2 separate regions of the Homo sapiens genome follow, and region 1 is linked to region 2. Evidence: read pairs that join two places in POLR2A ChIA-PET (ENCODE). Cell type or tissue: MCF 10A. All regions are shown on one strand. Each heading gives the region's core, and the rest is flanking DNA. Links, peaks and the distances in the headings are about the cores only.

Region 1 (5,000 bases), core at 1-5,000, 62 kb before region 2:
AGTAATTTCTCGGGATCACATAAGGCAGTGAGGGTGGAGTCAGGTTTGATCTTGGGCACTCAGACCTACACTAAGTTATCCTGCTTTTCAAATTCACTCCTTGTCCTCCTTTTCCTCCTCATCTGCAGTGATGACGGATGCATGTGTGTTTTCCACAAGCAGTTGCTCTTTGCCCTGTCTGGTGTCACACCACGTTTACATCCTCTTTCTAAATCTAGGCATCGTTGACAGTAAATATCCTACTGGGTCAAGAGCTAGAATCACCCTCGGGGATTTACAGTACTCCATCTGTCACTTATGAGCAGCAATCTACCTCCAGGTTAAGAAAGGTAGGTTTCTTCTTGAAAGTAAATGCAGGGTTTATTCAGCACCCAGGACATAAAGGCTTAGTGAATTTTTATCAGAGGAACATGGGACTAATAATTTAAAGATCCAGTAGGGAAAGTAATGTTTGCTGGATATTGCAGATTTCATCTTTTAATAATAAAGGAATAGTTCCTCTTTTCCCGCTGGAACCATGGAGAGTGTCAAAGAGAAGAAGAAAAAGTTTCCTGCTGTACCAGAAACCCTTAAGAAAAAGCGAAGAAATTTCACAGAGCTGAAGATCAAATGCCTGAGAAAGAAGTTTGCCCAAAAGATGCTTCGAAAGGCAAGGAGGAAGCTTATCTATGAAAAAGCGAAGCACTATCACAAGGAATATAGACAGATATACGGAACTTAAATTTGAATGGCAAGGATGGCAAGCAAAGCCGGCAACTTCTATGTACCTGCAGAACCCAAATTGGCATTTGTCATCAGGATCAGAGGTATCAGTGGTGTGAGCCCAAAGGTCCGAAAGGTGTTGCAGCTTCTTCGCCTTCGTCAAATCTTCAGTGGAAACTTTGTGAAGCTTAACAAGGTTTCAATTAACATGCTGGGGATTGTAGAACCATATATTGCAGGGGGTACCCAAATCTGAAGTCAGTAAATAAACTAATCTACAAGCGGGGTTATGGCAAAATCAATAAGAAGCGAATTGCTTTGACAGATAACGCTTTGATTGCTCGAACGCTTGGTAAATATGGCATCATCTGCACGGAAGATCTGATTCATGAGATCTATACTGTTGGAAAATGCTTCGAAGAAGCAAATAACTTCCTGTGGTCCTTCAAATTATCTTCTCCATGAGGTGGAAAGAAGAAAAAGACCACCCATTTTGTAGAAGGTGGAGATGCTGGCAACAGGGAGGACCAGATCAACAGCTTATTAGAATAATGAACTAAGGTGTCTACCATGATTATTTTTCTAAGCTGGTCAGTTAATAAACAGTACCTGCTCTCAAAAAAACAAAGAATAACTTTTCTTCAAATATCTGGTCAATGAATGATATTGTACAGAAGAAACTCAGGGAGCATCCTACCTGAAATTTTATTAACAAGTAACTTTTATTTAAAAATTATCAAATAAAATGCAAATTATCTGCATTTTTCCTATTTATTTCCTGTGATCATATAAGAAAATTAGGCAACACATATGGCGTTTTGGACTTTCTAAGAACTTGCTAAGTTTGTGAGACAAAATGTCATGAGGAGCAGCGGCATCCTAGCCAAGGCTGCCTGCTTCCACTGCCCTTAGTTACAGCCCACGCTGTATCCGGATCTCAAACTCTCCATGTTAAGTGTCCTAAGAATTTTTTTTTTGTCCTCCAGCTCCGATGAAGATGCAATGGGGTCTCTTCTTCAGTCTTCCCTGTCAAAAACATCACTTCAACTTCCAGCTTTGGAACTGAGCAGTTAAAAAAATTATTGCACACAATTAAATATTTTAAAACAATTAAAAGTATTGCATATCAATATCGACGTTCTCTTTTGAAATAAGTTGAATGGAAGTTACTTTTTAGTAGTGCGGCAAAGGATAGAATCCATTTTTCCCCTTGCTCTTTCGTTTAAAGATAATTTTCAAATAAAGTTATCTATTAATAAAAATCTAGCTTATGTCTCCCTGGCGCCCTCTCTCTTCCCTCCGAACAGAAAGGGCAGAATCTCTGCAGCCTCCGCAGGGGCCGGGATGCGCAGGTTCAGCGGACAGATCTCTCTCCCACCTGGGACCCCATCGCCAACGCGCCAGCGCTCCAGTGGGGCTATGCGCCAGAGCGGAATCCGCCGCAAGGGGGCGCGCGGGTGCAGCCGGAGGTGGGAGCGAGCGGCTCTGCACGCAGCTTCGGAGGTGCTGGGGTATGTGGGGCTGCGGGGCTAGGTCTGGGCTGCACGGCCCTGGGGGCGCCACGGGGGCGCTTTCTCTTCCCTCTGCAGCCTGCGGAGTGGCGGGGGCAACCCCTTCCTAAGCTGTTTTCCCTCTCTCGGGCTTCTAATTTTTATTTTTATTTTATTTTATTTTATTTTGTTACTTTAAGTTCCAAGATACATGTGCAGAACGTGCAGGTTTGTTACATATGTATGCATGTGCCCTGGTGGTTTGCTGCACCTATCAACCCATCATCTAGGTTTTAAGCCCCATATGCATTAGGTATTTGTCCTAATGCTCTCCGTCCCCAGGGGCTTCTAATTTTTTTTTGTTGTTGTTGTTGAGACGGAGTCTCGCTCTTGTCGCCCAGGCTGGAGTGCATTGGCACGATCTGGGCTCACTGCAACCTCCGCCTCCCGGGTTCAAGCGATTCTTCTGTCTCAGCCTCCCGAGTAGCTGGGATTACAGGCTCCTGCCACCACGCCCTGCTAATTTTTTTTTTTTTTTTTTTTTTTAAACAGGAGTTCACCATTTTGGCCAGGCTTGTCTCGAACTCCTGACCTCAAGTGATCCACCTGCCTCGGCCTCCCAAAGGGTTGGGCCGCGACTTACAGTCGTGAGTCACCGCGCCCGGCCTGGGGCTTCTCATTTTTAAAAGGTATCCAACACGCCTCCCTCCGCACACTCCGCTGGATCTCCAGCGACCCAGCCGGGCTTCAGACAAAAAACGGGCAGCAGGGATGTTCGCAGTCACAAGGACCAGACCAGCCTGCCCCTCACCTGCTACCCCTTTGCCAATAGTGTTTTGTTTTTTGGAGGGGAGGGGGAGGGAGTAAAACATATGTAACATGAACTTTACCATTTTAACCATTTTTAAGTAGTGTGTGATCGACTGGCATTAAGTGCATTCACAATGCTGTGGAGCCATCTCCACTGTCCGTCCCCAGACCATATTCATCATCCCAAACTGCAACCGCAACCGTGAAACACTAATTCCTCATTCTCCTTTCTCCCAGCTCCAGGTAGCCTCTATTACATTCTACTTTCTATCTCTAAGACTTTGTCTACTCTAGGTACTTACTACAAGTGGAATCATATAATATTTGTCTTTGTGTTACTGCCTTATTTCACTTGGCCTATGTCCTTAGGGTTCATCCATGTGGTAGCACTTGTCAAAATTTCCTTCCTTTTTAAGGAAGGAATAATATTCCCTTGTATGTAGAACACCACATTTTGTGTACCATTCATCTGTTGATGGACATTTGGGTTGTTGGCTGTAGTGAATAATGCTGCTATGAACATGGGTGTACAAATACCTGTTTGAGTCCCTACTTTTAATTCTTTTGTGTATATACCTAGAAGTGGAATCATGGTAGTTCTCTTTAACTTTGTGAGGAACCGCCACAGCTGCTGCACCTTTCTTTTTAATAAGTTAAAATATACAATTCATTAATTTCTTTGTCTGCAGGATTTGAAGTTTGAAGCTGGAGGACATCTCTGTTCAATCTCCTGGCTGAGTTTCCCTGGGAGGAAAAATGACTTCTTTAAGGTCATCACTAGGCAGTGACAAAGTCAGTCCTAGAAGCCAATTCTCTTTTCTCTAAAACTTAGGAAAGGAAATATCTAGCACCTCTTTCACTTGAAGGGTATTAAGATTAATGTGGGTGTTATTCATTCATCCTTTCAACAAGTAGTTACTGATTTCCTAATGGGTGAAGGGCGATGTCCTACACACTGGGGTTTGTGAGTATTTAATGAACTCAGGTCTCTGTGCTTGAGATGAAGTCCGGGAGAGGTACATGGACTTATTGAGTCTAGATTACAACCCAGTAAATGCCTCAGTGCTTTCTTATCAGTTCCAAAGGACGTGCACATGTTGAAAACGTGTTTCACTCCTTGAGCATGTTCATCTGATTATTCCGTGAAACAACTGAAGGCCAACTTGTTTGGGGAATTCTTTAAAATCAAATCCATGTTTTTAGCATTTTTTTTTTAAACGGGGTCTTGCTCTGTCACCCAAACTGGAGTGCAGTGGCATGATCAAAGCTCATTGTAACTTCAAACTCTTGGGCTCAGGCAATTCTCTCACCTCTGCCTCCTGAGTAGGTAGGACTGCAGCACACACCTCCATTCCTGGCTAATTTTTTAGTTTTAATTTTTGTAGAGACAGGGGTCTCACTATGTTGCCCAGGCTCGTCTCAAATTCCTGGCCTCAAGCAATTCTCCCACCTTGGCCTTCCAAACTGCTGCTATTACAGGTATGAGCCACCATGCCCAGCCTGTATCTGCATCTGCATCTTTCTTGCCCTTCAGAATATTCAAAGTCTTTTCTCATATATATATATATATATATATATATATATATATATATATATATATATGAGCATTCTAAGCTCATATATGTATGTATATATGGTATATCAGATAGGAGCTATTATTCAATTTTATAAAACAACATACGAAGAGAGAATGTTTAGAATCTTAGCATATACTTTAGTGAAATACAAAGTTTAGTAACAAGAGGCTGAGACTCTTGATTTTTATGCCTCCCAGCCCTAATGCCATCCTTTCAGAGAGTCAAGGGACATTTGATTCAGACCAGCCTCGTGTACCTCCTGGTGAAGCTGACCTGTGTGTTTTAGGTTGGAATAGAAGCCAGTGAAGAAGGTGTGGCTCAAAGGCAACCCCCAATATACAAGTGTCTCCCCTGAGCTTCCTCCCTTGCCTCCACGTCCTCATGTTTCCCCAGATCAGGGCCCCTACAGGATCCCAGGGTT
Region 2 (10,256 bases), core at 3,244-8,243:
TCTCACTGAATCTCCATTCTGCTGAATGGCAAATACTAAATCTTAGTTGGTCCCAGGATCTCCCTGTCCTTCACCTTCCTGTACATTGTGGGGAGGGGGAGGACACTTATGTCATCTCAAGTCATCGGGTAGGGGACATCAAGTGTCAGGCCTTAGGTTGGCAACATCTATCTAACCTGGCTTTGATAGACACACCTTTGCTCCTTCTGGCCCCTGGTCTCTGGTGTTTGTGCTGTGTCAGCCTCATACCAAGTCAGAGGCCTCATGGGTTTTGCTCTTTTTCTGTTATTTACCCATCCCTCCTGGGCTCATGGGGAATACCATGAACTCTTCCTTTGCCTCACTGGATTTTGGAGGCCCTGATGATGTTTTAGGCTTGTCTGCCCAGGTGCCCACACATTGATGATTCTTCTACTGTTTCCACTCTGGATGTGGGATATCTCTGTGGATCTTGCTGGAATGTTTTCAGTGTTAACAGATGTCCCCAAACCCATTTGGAGTTTCTATTATTCACCCTCTCCCACCAGTGATGGGGACAGGAGTGGGACTCCATTTCAGAGATACCTTAATATCTCAGCTCTTCTCTTCCTCTGACTCCCCCTTACTGGCAGAATCCTTGTCTATTTTTGGGATGGAACTGCACTTGTCTTTGATTTGGTAGACATCTATATCCAGTGGTTAAGGCATATACTTCAGGCCTTGAGTCCGGCAGCCTACATTTTCAAAGGCTTTAATACTAAAATTCTGGGATCTTGAGTCTTTAGTTTTTTTCTATTCTGCTATGGCAACCCTTCTGAAGGGCAGCAGACATAGAAAACCATAGCTGCTTCCTGAGTTGGGAGGAAGCTCATGGGTTTTAGGAAGTTTGAGGAGAATTCACAGTTACTTTATGAAAATAGTAGACTGCTTCAATATTTTCATTTTCATGATAGAGGTAGAGGAATGTGTTAAAATAGTGCAGTGAGGTGGGCAGCTAGCTACTTGAACAACCATCTTCATGGAATAGTGGTCCCTTGGACCCTTTTAAGAATCTCATGAAAACTATAGATCTTTTCTTTAGAAAATGCCCATTCAGACAAAATTGGGCATATAATTTCATGTTAGTGAATTTCAGTAAAAATCCTGGTGATAGTATATTGTGTACTTCATAGGGAGGCTTCTTAAAGTTTTATGCAAACTGCTGTTTTGTACTTAGCTTTAAAGACTACCTAACCAAATTTTATAGGGAAATACATGGAGGATCAAAGAGGTGAGGTGATTTTTCCTGGGCTAGATAACCAGTGATGCTGCTATGTTGTTCCAGAGCTTTGGATGAAGCTGTAGGAGACATTTCACTCAGATGTATAGATGATACTAAGCTAAAACAGATAGCTGAGATGGTCAATCTCAGATCAAATTATACTATCTTAAGTGGTCTTGACAGGCTGAAGAGCTACACTAAAACCAAGACATATATTTGAATAGTTTAACAACTTGCGTTCAGAGATGTCCTGTAAGGCATAGGTGTGCACTCTTGAATGCTGGTTGTTCACAAACCAGAAGTGTGGCAGGGCTTCTTAACTTGTTGCTGTAACTTTCTTTACATGAATGCCACACTTTCCAAACCTCCAGTAGTCCTGATTATCTGTTTCTGGGCAAGCTAGGCTGTGAATGTCCCCACCTAGTGCAGACCGGTACAGAGCTCAGAGGGTTGATACTCTGAAGTATATACTCATAATATTGAGCCTTAAGACTGTATTTGCTCCATCCACTTGCATCAGAATTGGCTCATTCTAATAGCACCTTGATCTTGGACTTCCCAGCCTCCAGAACTGTGAGCAATAAATTTCGGTTATATAAGTCACCCAGTCTATGGTATTTTTAAAATGACAGCACCAGCTGATACAGTGTTGATTTTTGTCCTGTTAATTTTTTAAAAACCTAGAATGTATAAGCCTACCTCAGAGATATTGCTGGGTCAGTTCCATATCACTGGCATAAAGCAAATATCACAATGAAGTGAGTCACACAAATTTTTTGGCTTTCCAGTGCATATAAAAGCTATGTTTGGCCAAATGTAGTGGCTCATTCCTGTAATCCCAGCACTTTAGGAGGCTGAGGCTGGCAGATAGCCTGAGGTCAGGAGTTTGAGAACAGCCTCAGCAATATAGCAAAACCTTGTCTTTATAAAAAATAGAAAAATTTGTCGGATGTGGTGGTGGTGTGCACCTGTAATCCCAGCTCTCAGGAGGCTGAAGTGGGAGAATCACTTGAGTCCAGGAGGTGGAGATTGCAGTGAGCCGAGATTGCACCACTGGACTCCAGCCTGGGTGACAGAGTGAGACCCTGTCTCAAAAAAATAAAAAAGTTATGTTTACAGTATACTGTAGTCTATTAAGTGTGCAATAGCATTATGTCTAAAAAAGTGTACATACCTTAATTCAGAAATACCTTATTCCTAAAAAATGCTAACATTCACCTGGACCTTCAGTAAGTGTAATATTTTTTCTGGTGGAGGGACTTGCCACAGTGTCGATGGCTGCTGACTGATCAGGGTGGTGGCTGTTGAAGGTTGAGGTGACTGTGGCAATTTCTTAAGACAAAAATGAAGCTTGTTATATCAACTGACTTTCTTTCACAAAAGATTTGCCTGTAGCATGTGATGCTGTTAGACAGCATTTTACTCATGGTTGAACGTCTTTCAAAATTGGAGTTAATCCTCTCGAAGCCTACCATTGCTTTATCAACTAAAATTATGGAATATTCTAAATCCCTAAATCCCTTGTCATTTCAACAATGCTCATGGCATCTTCACCAGGAGTAGGTTGTATCTTAAGAAACTACTTTCGTTATTCATCTCTAAGAAGCAACTCCTTATCTGCTAAAGTTTTATCATGGGACTGCAGCAATTCAGTCACATCTTCAGGCTCCACTTATAATTCTAGTTCTCTGGCTATTTCTTTTTTAAAAAAAAATTTTCCATAAGTAATTGGGGTACAGGTGGTATTTGGTTACATGAGTAATTTCTTTAGTGGTGATTTGTGAGAATTTGATGCACCCATCACCCGAGCAGTATACACTGTACCATATTTGTAGTCTTCTAGCCCTGACCCTCCTCCCACTCTTTCCCCCAAGTCCCCAAAGTCATTGCATCATTCTTATGCCTTTGCGTCCCCATATCTTAGCTCCCACATATCAATGAGAACATATGATGTGTGGTTTGCCATTCCTGAGTTACTTCACTTAGAATAATACTCTCCAATCTCATCCAGGTCACTGCAAATGCTATTAATTCATTCCTTTTTATGGCTGCATAGTATTCCACCATATAGGTATATACCACAGTTTCTTTATCCACTTGATTGATGGGCATTTGGGTTCGTTCCACAATTTTGCAATTGTGAATTGCACTGTTGTAAATGTGTGTGCAAGTATCTTTTTTGAGTAATGACTTCCTTTCCTCTGGGTAGATAGCCAACAGTGGGATTGCTGGATCAAATGGTAGTTCTACTTTTAGTTCTTTAAGGAATCTCCATACTGTTTTCCATAATGGCTGTACTAGTTTACATTCCCACCAGCAGTGTAGAAGTGTTCCCTGTTTACCGCATCCATGCCAGCATCTACTGTTTTTTGATTTTTTGATTATGGCCATTCTTATAGGAGTGAGGTAGTACCTCATTGTGGTTTTGACTTGCATTTCCCTGATCATTAGTGATGTTGAACATTTTTTTCACGTTTCTTGGCCATTTGTGTATCTTCTTTTCATGTCCTTAGCCTACTTTTTGATGGGATTGTTTGTTTTTTTTCTTACTGATTTGTTTGAGTTTATTGTAGATTCTGGATATTAGTCCTTTGTCAGATGTATAGATTGTAAAGATTTTCTCCCACTCTGTGGGTTGTCTGTTTACTCTGCTGACTGTTCCTTTTGCTGTGCTGAGTTCTTATCCATTTTGCGGTTCTGCATCTTTTAAGTGGAGCATTTAGGCCATTTACATTCAATGTTAGTATTGAAACCTGAGGTACTGTTGCATTCATCATGCTCTTTGTTGCCTGTGTACTTTGGTTTTTTTGTTTTTTGTTTTTGCTTTTTAACTTATATTTTTATTTTATAGGTCCTGTCCGATTTATGCTTTAATGAGGTTCTGTTTTGATGTGTTTTCAGGATTTGTTTCAAGATTTAGAGCTCCTTTTAGCAGTTCTTATAGAGGTGGCTTGGTAATGGTGAATTCTCTCAGCATTTGTTTGTCTGAAAGACTGTCTCTTTCCTTCATCTATGATGCTTAGTTTTGCTGGATTTACAAAATTCTTGGCTGATAATTGTTTTGTTTGAGGAGGCTGAAGATAGGGCCCAAATCCCTTCTAGCCTGTAGGGTTTCTGCTGAGAAATCTGCTGTTAATCTGATAGGTTTTCCTTTATAGGTTACCTGGTGCTTCTGTCTCATAGCTCTTAAGATTCTTTCTTTTGTCTTAACTTTGGATAACCTGATGACAATGTGCCTAGGGGAAGATCTTTTTGTGATGAATTTCCTTGGTGTTCTTTGTGCTTCTTGTTTTTGGATGTCTAGGCCTCTAGCAAGGCTGGGGAGGTTTTCCTTGATTATTCCCCCAAATATGTTTTCCAAGCTTTTAGGATTCTCTTCTTCCTCAGATACACCAATTATTCTTAGGTTTGGTCGTTTAACATAATCCCAGACTTCTTGGAGGCTTTGTTCATATTTTCTTATTCTTTTTTCTTTGTCTTTGTTGGAATGGGTTAATTTGAAGACCTTGTCTTCAAGCTCTGAATTTCTTTTACTTGTTCAATTCTATTACTGAGACTTTCCAGAGCACTTTGCATTTCTAAAAGTGTGTCCAAACTTTCCTGAATTTTTTACTGTATTTTCTTTAAGCAGTCTATTTCCTTGAACATTTCTTCCTTCACTTCTGGTACCATATTTTGTATTGCCTTGCATTGGGCTTCACCTTCTCTGGTCCCTCCCTAATTAGCTTAATAACTATCCTCCTGAATTCTTTTTCAGGTAAATCAGGGATTTTTTTCTTGGTTTGGATCCATTGCTGGTGAACTAGTGTGATTTTTGGGGGGGTGTTGAAGAGCCTTGTTTTGTCATATTACCAGGGTTGGTTTTCTGGTTCCTTCTCATTTGGGTAGGCTCTGTCAGAAGGAAGGTCTAGCACTGAAGGCTGTTGTTCATATTCTTTTGTCCCATAGGATGTTCCCTTGATGTAGTACTCTCCGCCTTTTCCTATGGATGTGGCTTCCAGTGAGCTGAACTGCAGTGATTGTTGTCTCTCTTCTGGGTCTAGCCACCCAGCAAGTCTACCTGGCTCTGGGCTGGTACTGGGGGTTGTCTGCACAGACTCCCATGATGTGAACTGTCTATGGATCTCTCAGCCATGGATACCAACACCTGTTCCTGTGGAGGTGGTAGGGAGTACAATGGACTCTGTGAGTGTTCTTAGCTTTGGTGGTTTAATGCTCTATTTTTGTGCTGGTTGGCCTCCTGCTAGGAGGTGGTGCTTTCCAGACAGCATCAGCTGTGGTATTACGGGGAAGAACCGGCAGTGGACGGGGCCCTAGAACTTCCAAGATTATATGCCTTTTGTCTTCGGCTACCAGAGTGGGTAGGGAAGGACCATCAGGTGGGGGCAGGGCTAGGCATGTCTGAGCTCAGACTCTCCTTGGGTGGGTCTTGCTGCGGCTGCTGTGGCGGATGGGAGTGAGAGTCCCAGGTCACTGGAGTTGTGTACGTGGGAGGATTATGGCTGCCTCTGCTGAGTCATGCAGGTTGTCAGGGAAGTGGGGGAAAGCCGGCAGTCACAGGCCTCACCCAGCTCCCATGCAAACCGAAGGGCTGGTCTCACTCCCTGCGTGTCCCTTATCAGCCCCCAGACTGTTTCCAGGCAGAGAGCAATACCAGCTTGAAAACCTGCCCCAGGCTACTCGCCTCCTAGTTGCGAAATAAAAGGTCTGGATTTTTCCCAGGCCTGTAGAGTCTGCATACTGGATTTGCACCCTCCCCCTGGTTCTGGCCAGGAGGCTTCTCACCCTGTTCAAATTGTTACTAAGTTCAGCTAGAGATTTGCTTCTTCCTGTGTAGTTTTACCCCCTGCTCCTCTCCCGCTGGATCCCTGAGGTGCCAGGCAGGAGTAGCCTGCTAAGGCACCCAGCAAGCTCCCAGGGCCTTTCTGCTGCTTCCTCTACCCCTGTATTTCACTTGGCTCTCCACATTGACTCAGCTCCAGATAAAGTCAGAAACTTCTCCCACAAACAGACCTTCAGCTTTTCCAGTGGGGGTGTGTGTTTAGGAGAGGAGGGTCTCCCTTTCCCAACTTCCACAGTTGGGGCACTCACAGTTTTGAGGGTTCACCTGGGTCCTACAGGAGCAGTCTCCTTTCTTTAGAGGGTCTGTGGAATTGCTCTTGGAATTGCTGTCTCTTGCTATTTCTGTCACATCTGCAGTTACTTCTTACACTGAAGTCTGGAACCTCTCCAAGTCATCCATGAGCATTGGAATCAACTTCTTCCAGACTCCTATTCATGTTGATATTTTGATCTCCTCCCATGAGTCATGAATGTTCTTAATGGCATCTAGAATAGTGAATCCTTTCCAGAAGGGTTTCAATTTACTTTGCCCAGATCCGTCAGAGAAATCAATATCTATGGCAGCAATAACCATATGAAATGTATTTCTTAAATAATAAGACTCGAAAGTTAAAAATTTGTCCTTGATCCTTGGGCTGCAGAACAGATGTTATATTAACAGGCATGAAAAGAACATTAATTTCCTTATATGTCTGCATCGGCACTCTTAAGTGATCAGGTGCATTGTCTCTGAGCAGTAATATTTTGAAAGTAATCTTTTTCTGAACACTGGGTCTCAACAGTGGTCTTAAAACATTCAGTAAACCATGCTGTACACAGGTGCTGTCATCCAGGCTCTGTTCCATTTATAGAGCACAGGTAGAGTAGATTTAGCGCCATTCTTAAAGGCTCTAGATTTTCAGAATGGTCAATGTGCGTTGACTTCAACTTCAAGTCAAGCTGCATTAGCCCCTAACAGGAGGCTCTGCCTGTTCTTTGAAGCTTTGGAGCCAGGCATTTACTTCTCTTCTCTAGCTGTGAAAGTCCTAGGTGGTACCTTCTTCCAATAAAATAAGGGATGCCTGTAGTTGTCTTCAGTTTCTTGAAGGATTGTTATCTTCTCAGGGGTATAGAAGTAGGCTGGGTAGCTCTATAAGATTGAATTAGGATCAGTTGGTAAAAATTGCAGGGAGGCCGCCTTGTGTTCAAGATCTAAGAATAAAATAAAACCTTCTAACAGAGAAATGGGCTGGGAGTGGGTTGGCTGTCATTGGAAGTTGAGTTTTATGGATGTCATATAAAGTTTCTTGCATTAATAAGGACATTGGACTGGATAACTTTTAAAGTCTCTTCAACTCTAGGATTTTTTAAGCACATTAAATGTCTTTGGAAACAACCAAAATAGACTTTTCTGACTTTGGAGAAAAACAAACTTTTTTCTCAGAACGTTGACTCCGTGGGTCAAATCTCTGACTAACTATTATGACAAAAGATGCTCTGGCCACGTAGAGGGTCCTAGTAGAGTGATTTTATTCAACAACTATTTCCTTTGTGCCTATTATGAGTTATATGCTGTGGTAGGTGAATGAGATACAAAGAAGATTTTTAAAAAGTGGTCTCTGTGGCTGGGTGTGGTGGCTCATGCCTATAATCCCAACAACTTAGGATGTTGAGGTGGGAGAATTGCTTGAGCCCTAGTTTGAGAGCAGCCTGGGCAACATAGTGAGACCCTGTCTCTACAAAAAATAATTTAAAAAATTTAGTTGGGCATGGTGGTATACACTTGTAGTCCCAGCTACTAGAAAGGCCAAGATGGGAAGATCACTTGAGCCCAGAAGGTTGAGGCTGCAGTAAGCCATAATTGCACCACTGCATTCCACCCTGGGTGACAGAGTGAGAACTTGTCTCAAAAAAAGTAGTCTCTGCCCTTGGGGAAGTTGACAAAAATGGAAGAGAGAAATCTATAATATTAATAAAAAATGATATTTATTAAGAACATAATACATGGCAGGTGCTAGTCTAAATGTTTTTAATATTAACAATAGTCCTATAAGATACCCATTTACAGATGAGAAAACTGAGGTATAAAGCGTAAAAGAATACTTTGCTCTATTTCACCCAATTATTAAGTGCTAGACCAGCATGGAGGTGGTCTGACTTCAGAAGCTATGCCCTTAATCTTAGCACTATCCTTCCTCTTTCCTGTAATATCTTTCCTTTGTACCGAATCACATCGTGTCCTCCTGGTTCTCCTTCATCCTCTCTAACTGTGCTTCTCAGTGTCCTCCATGACTCCTTTTCCTCTGCCAGGCCGTTTTACCTGGTGTTCTCCAGAGCTCTGCCTAGGCTTTCTTCCCACGTTGAGCCCTCTCCAGGGGTTCTCTGAAGGTCTCATGGTCCCTGATTACCAGTCAGGGGCAGACAACTTGCAGATCTGTCTCCTTAGCTCATTCTGCATCCCCAACTTTCAGGCTCAGACGTTCAGTTGCCTCTTAGATATCTTTACCCAAATGTCCATACGCATCCAGTGCTCTATGTGAAGTATACTGAATGCATCAACTTTCTTCCTAAATTCACTTCTCCTATGTAGTCCATATCTTACATGGGACCCTATCCATGCTGAAAAACTAGGAGCCATATTTGACTTTTGTCTTATCCTGCACAGTCAATCTATATGGGACCCCATCCATACTGGAAAACTAGGAGCCATATTCTTTGAATTTCTGAAGATAGGGCCCAAATCCCTTCTAGCTTGTAGAGGTTCTGCTGAGAAATCTGCTGTTAATCTGATAGGTTTTCCTTTGTAGGTTACCTGGTGCTTCTGTCTCACAGCTTTTAAGATTCTTTCTTTTGTCGTAACTTTGGATAACCTGATGACAATGTGCCTAGGGGAAGATCTTTTTGCGATAAATTTCCTGGGTGTTCTTTGTGCTTCTTGTATTTGGATGCCTAGGTCTCTAGCAGACCCCATGCACCATTCATCTTTCTATTTCTAGGGTTGGGCACCATGTCTGATCCAGCAGATGCTCAATAAATAAGCTTTTGAAATAAATGTATTTATTGAAATAGCTAAATGAATAGAAACGGTTAGTGTGGCATGACACGGGGAATTGATTAAGTACCAAGGAGCCAGTGAACCAGGGATTACAGATTCTGCTTGGGAGACCCAAGTAGGCTTCACAGGAGAGATGACATTTCATTAAGACCTTCAGAGAAAAGGATGAGTAGACATGGGCTAGGTACAGCACAGGGGAAAAGGACTTTGTTGGCAGAGGGAATTTTCAGGGTGAGGTGGGCGGTTTGGCAGGGCTGGAAACAGGGGACCTGAGCGGGGTGGTAGCTGGCAGGTGGGCTGAGAGGTGGCATGCAGCAGGACTGGGGAGGCTGCCTCACCTCTGTTGTAGCCAGATGGACCCTGGCTGAGAACCCAGGGAAAGCAATGCCACCTACTATGCCGAAATTGGTTTTCCAGCCCCTTGCGTGGGAAGAAGTCAGTAGATCACTTATTAACTTGTCAACACACTGGAATTTTTAAGTGAAAACCCTCTCATAGAATTAGAAAATCCATATGTGTGACATATGGAAAACATTCAACAAATACAGTGAACATTTTTCTAACTTGTGACACGTGTTTGCCATCAAGCATTTAAAAAGAGGTCCTGTCCTTTATTATTTTATAAAACGTGTCTCTCTTGATTGCATGATTTTTCCATTTCTCCTCCCTGACATTTTCATTCTAAAGTTATATAGTCATATGAGGCTTAATTGCTGCTGCTACTTTTAGCAGCCTTCACTCACTGTTGAGATTTTTATTTCCATATAACAATGACGCACCTAGAATTACACCATAATAATTATTGGTAAAGTTAATTGCAATCCAGCTCTTTCACTCTTTCATGTTTTATTGGTAATTCTCACAGTTTAAAGGGTTATAATCTGTATAGCACCTGACACAGTTCTGAGCACTTAGTGTGTGCTCAATAAACTGTAATGAGTAAAAAGAAAGTATTGCTTTCAACTGATTTGATCTTGTGATTTATAAGCATTTGAAAGGTGCTATTTTATTTTATTTATTTATTTTTTTTCAGGCAGAGTCTTGTTGTGTCACCCAGGCTAGAGTGCAGTGTTGCAGTCTTGGTTCACTGCAACCTCCACCTCCTGGGTTCAAATGATTCTCCTGCCTCAGCCTTCCAAG

The links. Peaks named below come from ENCODE experiments on the same cell type or tissue, not always from the same donor. Only the 100,000 strongest peaks of a DNase experiment are listed, where the experiment ranks them.
Region 1: POLR2A ChIA-PET joins it to region 2 with 6 read pairs; 3 of 35 experiments call an interaction of 5 or more read pairs at or near these places.

What each region holds. Positions count from the first base shown.
Region 1 is chr13:76,977,434-76,982,433 of GRCh38, reverse strand. It overlaps the pseudogene RPL7P44. Among named protein-coding and RNA genes, the nearest start is that of CLN5, 12 kb to the left of the region's middle. In MCF 10A, for the core only: a CTCF peak has its summit at 2,134 (motif pointing right); a DNase peak (open chromatin) is centred at 2,173.
Region 2 is chr13:76,913,511-76,923,766 of GRCh38, reverse strand. No RefSeq gene overlaps it. Among named protein-coding and RNA genes, the nearest start is that of ACOD1, 30 kb to the left of the region's middle. RefSeq lists enhancers at 5,247-6,446, 5,911-6,582. In MCF 10A, for the core only: no CTCF peak of the experiment used is centred there; a DNase peak (open chromatin) is centred at 5,926.